Regions from separate parts of the Homo sapiens genome. Here region 1 is linked to region 2. A link is a loop called in an ENCODE intact Hi-C map of the cell type or tissue named here. Cell type or tissue: K562. All regions are shown on one strand.

What was found. A loop is a pair of places that touch in the nucleus more often than their neighbours do. Peaks named below come from ENCODE experiments on the same cell type or tissue, not always from the same donor. Only the 100,000 strongest peaks of a DNase experiment are listed, where the experiment ranks them.
Region 1: a loop joins it to region 2, with 8 times the contacts of the local background. A loop is called at or near these places in 2 of 110 quality-filtered maps.

The regions. Positions count from the first base shown.
Region 1 is chr6:135,322,289-135,324,788 of GRCh38, reverse strand. AHI1 (Abelson helper integration site 1) reads left to right here. Exons shown (of 29, transcript NM_001134831.2): 25 at 1,465-1,627. LOC124901407 (a long non-coding RNA gene) reads right to left here and starts at 1,405. Exons shown (of 2, transcript XR_007059783.1): 1 at 1,355-1,405. RefSeq lists a silencer at 1-158, a cis regulatory region at 1,315-1,462 and an enhancer at 1,804-1,943. In K562, no CTCF peak of the experiment used is centred here; a DNase peak (open chromatin) is centred at 1,408.
Region 2 is chr6:135,146,732-135,149,231 of GRCh38, reverse strand. No RefSeq gene overlaps it. Among named protein-coding and RNA genes, the nearest start is that of MYB, 33 kb to the left of the region's middle. In K562, no CTCF peak of the experiment used is centred here; a DNase peak (open chromatin) is centred at 1,381.

The DNA.
Region 1 (2,500 bases), 180 kb before region 2:
TGGTTAAAACCTTTCTGTGCCTTTCCATTGGCCATATTATTGAGTCTGAACTTTATCAACATGCATGATCTGAGCCCTGCTTACTCCATGAGCCTCAGCTTCTCCTAACCTTCTATCTCAGCTCTCACGTCTAATGCCGGGTTCCCACCACATGGGACTCTTAGGTTTCTCTTCCCTGGACTCTCACGTGCTGTGCACACTGAGACATGCTATAAATATATATATATATATATATATGTATATATAACTATATATGTAATTTTCCATTACATATGTAGTTGTATAACCTATACATTTTCAGATACTGTTTAAGTAGAGGGGAAAACAGCATAAATGTATTATTTAGTATAGATGTTATTATGTCCTACTTTATACAGTGTATCAGATCTAAATCTAAAATGAATTGAGGTCTTCCTGCCTTTAACTACTATAAGGGATTTTTTTCTTCTTCTTTTTTTTTAGAGACAAGGTCTTCCTGCGTCACCCAGGCTGAAGTGTAGTAGTGCAGTCATAGCTCACTGCAGCCTCCAAACCCTGGGGCTCAAGTGATCCTCCCACCTCAGCCTCCTGAGTGCTAGGACTGCAGGCACACACTACCACAGCCAACTAATTTTTTTTGTTGTTTTTTTATATAGAGATGGAGGTCTGGCTTTGTTGCTCAGGTTGATCTCTAACTCTTGGCTTCAAGCAGTCCTCCTGCCTCGGCCTCCCAAAGTGCTGAGACTACAGGCATGAGCCACCATGCCCAGCCAAGGATTTTTAAATGCCTGTGCAGCCACTGCCATATCATTTTGACTTGGGTTTTCAAAAGAAAAGGAAGTCAAATATAATGATTATTGTAACACAAAGAAGAGGATTCTCATGAAAAGGCTTTTCCTCTTAAATTCGTATCAAGTAAAAATAACTTATATGGATACTTTTTAAAGATAGAAGGCTTAAGTTGTTGATATAAAACATCAAAAAATATGTATGTGTGTAGAGAAATTTATCTCAAAAAAAGACATTAACAGTAAACCAAGCAATACAATCAGATTGTTCCATTGAGTTTTTCCTTTTTGTAAAACTGTAGACCTTCTGAAGAATTTTTTTTCAGATGCATCTGCTTAGCACAGAGAATGAGACATAAAGGTAGTATAAAACAATTCTAAAAAAGTAAATGGTGTGTGAGCTTTTTTTTATTTGCTTCACAAGTAATTTACTTTAAAAAATTAACATCTGCTATTTTGAAGCTAATCTTAGTGTATTGAATGCTCGTAACCATTTCTCAATCCCACAGTCTTTTATCTTGCTTCTCCTGCTGTGTTCCCACCACCCCTCATCCCATTAGCAAACCTTGAGACAGCCTCACACTTACCAAAGTACTGCTTTGGTTTCAGCTGCTCTTCTGCAAGAGGAAGTGAATGTTGGGGGTTTTCTCTGTGGTACAGTTGTGATAAAGCTGTGGTGGTCTTATCTCTCTCTTAGGTAGTGGCTCTTTATGACTACACAGCGAATCGATCAGATGAACTAACCATCCATCGCGGAGACATTATCCGAGTGTTTTTCAAAGATAATGAAGACTGGTGGTATGGCAGCATAGGAAAGGGACAGGAAGGTTATTTTCCAGCTAATCATGTGGCTAGTGAAAGTAAGTTTTATGCTCCCTTCCTGGTTTACTAGTATGGTATAACTGATAGTCCAAGATTTTATCATTTTCTAGTCTTTAATTTACTGTCTTTGTAACCTTTGCATATGTTTACCAATGGGTATTGTTTTTCATTCTCATGATGTAAAAAAATAAAAAGAGGAGGCACTAGTACATTAGAAGCTGCTCCATTCTGAGATTGGAATGTTTGTTTCATGGACTTCTTATCCTCGGGGACCCTGCCCCTCTAGCTACCAGCTTTCTTATTCAACTCATTTGACCCTGCCACCTGCCTCATGCACAGTTCTGTCAGTTCTTCTCTAGCCACAGTGCCTCCTCAGCTGACTGGCATCTTAAGAGCTTCTAGTTCCCCAACTGCATTCTTTTACTTTGTATACCTCAGTCCTATCTGGTTACCTGTGAAAACAAAACTACAATAAGTTGTTTCATTCTCAAGTAAATTTAGCCCTCATTTATGGGGGAAAAAATGAGCCAGAGCTGAAAATATGTAAGCACAAAGTTGATAAATGACAATTATTTAAAAGTTATGTGCACGTGTTGACAAAGCCTAGAACTTACCATGTGATGTGACAAGACTGTATGAACCTTTCTTGTATTTTAATTTCTACTTCGTGTTTTAATAATGGTTTTTGTTCATTAAATAATAGCTTAAAATGAAAAAAAAAAGAGCTAGGGAAGAAAATCTAAATATGAGTTTCTGAAAGCTGTAGATTCACCACTAGGCCTTGAGAGGTGAAAACAGAACGAACGCAGAGAGCCTGAAAACAAAAATAATAATAACTTAAAACTGTCATTAAAGGGGAGAAGTACAGTAGTGCTTCTTGAGAAGAATGCATTCTATCCACAATTAACTTG
Region 2 (2,500 bases):
AAGTGCTCCATGCCTCTTTCTTCTTCCTTTTTAAGCAGCTAATAGAAAAGAAGGCAGAGTACATTAATAATAGGTGGTATGAAGGATACATTTAAAGACCTGTAGGCATGCATTTGTCAGAGTACTTCGCTTAGAAGCTAAAGGAGGTGCTCTAAGAAGATGAGAGCACGTGTACCTCTTAGAGTAGTAAAGAACTGCTTTACACACACCAGAAGACTGTTTACTAGCACAGGGTATTCGTTTTGTTGTTATGATGCATGCAAATAATTTTTACTTTTCAGGTGCCTCATTCAGTCAACAACTGTTCACCAGTTCCTTCATATTTTTGTTGCTTACTAGAATTAATTTAAGATGCAAACGTAAGAGATTTTAAAACCCTGTAATGCTAATTGTTGCTTTAGGAAAATACAGTTAACTTCTGGTCTCCCTAGCAGTCAAACCCTTCAGATGTTAAGGGTTCACTATTCCCCTGGTCCCCATCTTCATTCTTTAGTGAAAGGTTTAAAAAAATGGGAGTTACTTTCTCCTTGTTTTTGTTTTTCCTTCCATAACATACATTTGGCAATTTGAACCTCTTATCTCTGTAATGTAGAGGAATTGGTTTATAAACAATTCCTGAAATTGACTTTCCTTAATTGTAAGAACAATACGACTTCATTTGAAAATGGTTTTAGCTACAGAATGTAAATACAAATACTCTCCTCATGTCTCTGTTTCCTTCACAGTTTTCCTCATGTTGTCTTCATCTTCTTCTCCCTTTTCTTCTCCTTCATCTTCTCCTCCTTCTCCTTCCTCTCTTCTTCTTTTTCTATTTTACCTATCTGTATTTGGAAGGTATGTACTGCTTTCTGAATTTGTTCTTACGCAAGGATTCTGCTTGTGTTCTTAACTTTATTGCTACCCTACTTTTTTGCTCCACTTTCAACCACTGTTAACCCAATTGACGCCTGACTCAGAAAAAATAGTCACTTTCCCTTCAATGTCATGGGAATTTATTGAGACTTTTCTATATCACGTTATGACTGTCTTGTATACTTACTCATTCATTATCATCAGTGCTAAATATTGGTGATACAGAGATAAATAGTAACAGAGATTCTTGTACTTGAGGAGACCAGTAGTCAGGGAGTTGTTGTTTATAATGAATGTTGATATATTGTGGTCAGTCCTATGCTAACAGTGTGTATCAGGGATCACAGACGAATGAGAAAGGATCACAAATGAAGGACTTCACAGAGGAGGAGATACTGGGTTGGCACTAGTAGAAGCATATGGGAGAGAAACTCAGAACATTTCCCAAAGAGGAACTAGCATGAGGGAACAATATGGAATTATAAAGTGTGTGACCCTATGGAGACAAATCAGATAAAGAAAATGAATGACCAGCTAAGAATGATGCAATGAAAAGGGGTGGAGATTGTAGAGAACTAGAGAACATGCCACATTTCAAGCAAACAGCAATTACTTAGCTTTGACTGTTTGCTGCCATGCAGGATGTGGGCCCAATGTTAGTGAATCTTCCATTTCTTTACAAAAAAAAATTAAAGTTCTTTTTTTTTTAATTAGCTATCTTCTACAGGAAGGAGAGAAAAATAGAAGTTCTGTAAAATGTCCAAACAAAAATCTTTTTAAACACTCTCAGGCCCAAACAAAACATGTCTGCAGGATGGATGGGCCCACAGACCTACAGTTGGCAATCTTGGCCAATAACACACTCCGAAAATGGTTAGTTCTGGATAGCACGATCAGGGAGTGTGTTCTGGGGAACAGGAGAGCTGGTAGGTAGTGGTTTAAGATAAAGATGGGGAGATATGTTGGAGATAGTTTGTAAAAGATACTGGATTCCTTATACTGGCAGTTTAGATTTCATTTTAAATGTAACAGAGAACAATAAACAATTTAATGTAGAAAACATTGGGATTGGATTTATTATAACTTAGTGAAAATGTTAATAGTAATTGATTTTTTGTATTAAAAAATTTCTGAATATAGATTTATATGATCTCTTCATAGAGATAGTGTGCATAGACATTGCTTTGGCTACAGCTGTCTACCCCAGGCCACCCTACTACTCTGTACTCACTGAAGCCTGGTAATAAATGGGTTTAAAGACAAAAATATATATATATATATATATATATATTTTTTTTTTGTCTGCAGAGGAGTAGCTTCAGTACTTGTTTGTAGTTACAATTAGTATTAATCACGTACTCAGGAACTAAGCGAACCATAATACAAGTCTATTACCACCACCTCCACCACATGTGTTTACAGATGCAATTGTGTAAACTGGGTACTCAGCCAGAATTGTCTGTACTGTTAAAAAGGGTTGTCAGCCACCTCCCATTCTCAGCATTAAACAGATTCAGCCTTGCTAAAAGCAATTTGACATGCGCAGCTAGAATAAACACAACAGAACACTTCCTTAGACTTTTACTTGTTTGTGCATAGAGCTGGGTCAAAGTTGGGGTGACCTCATGCCAGAAGGAAGTGACTGGGC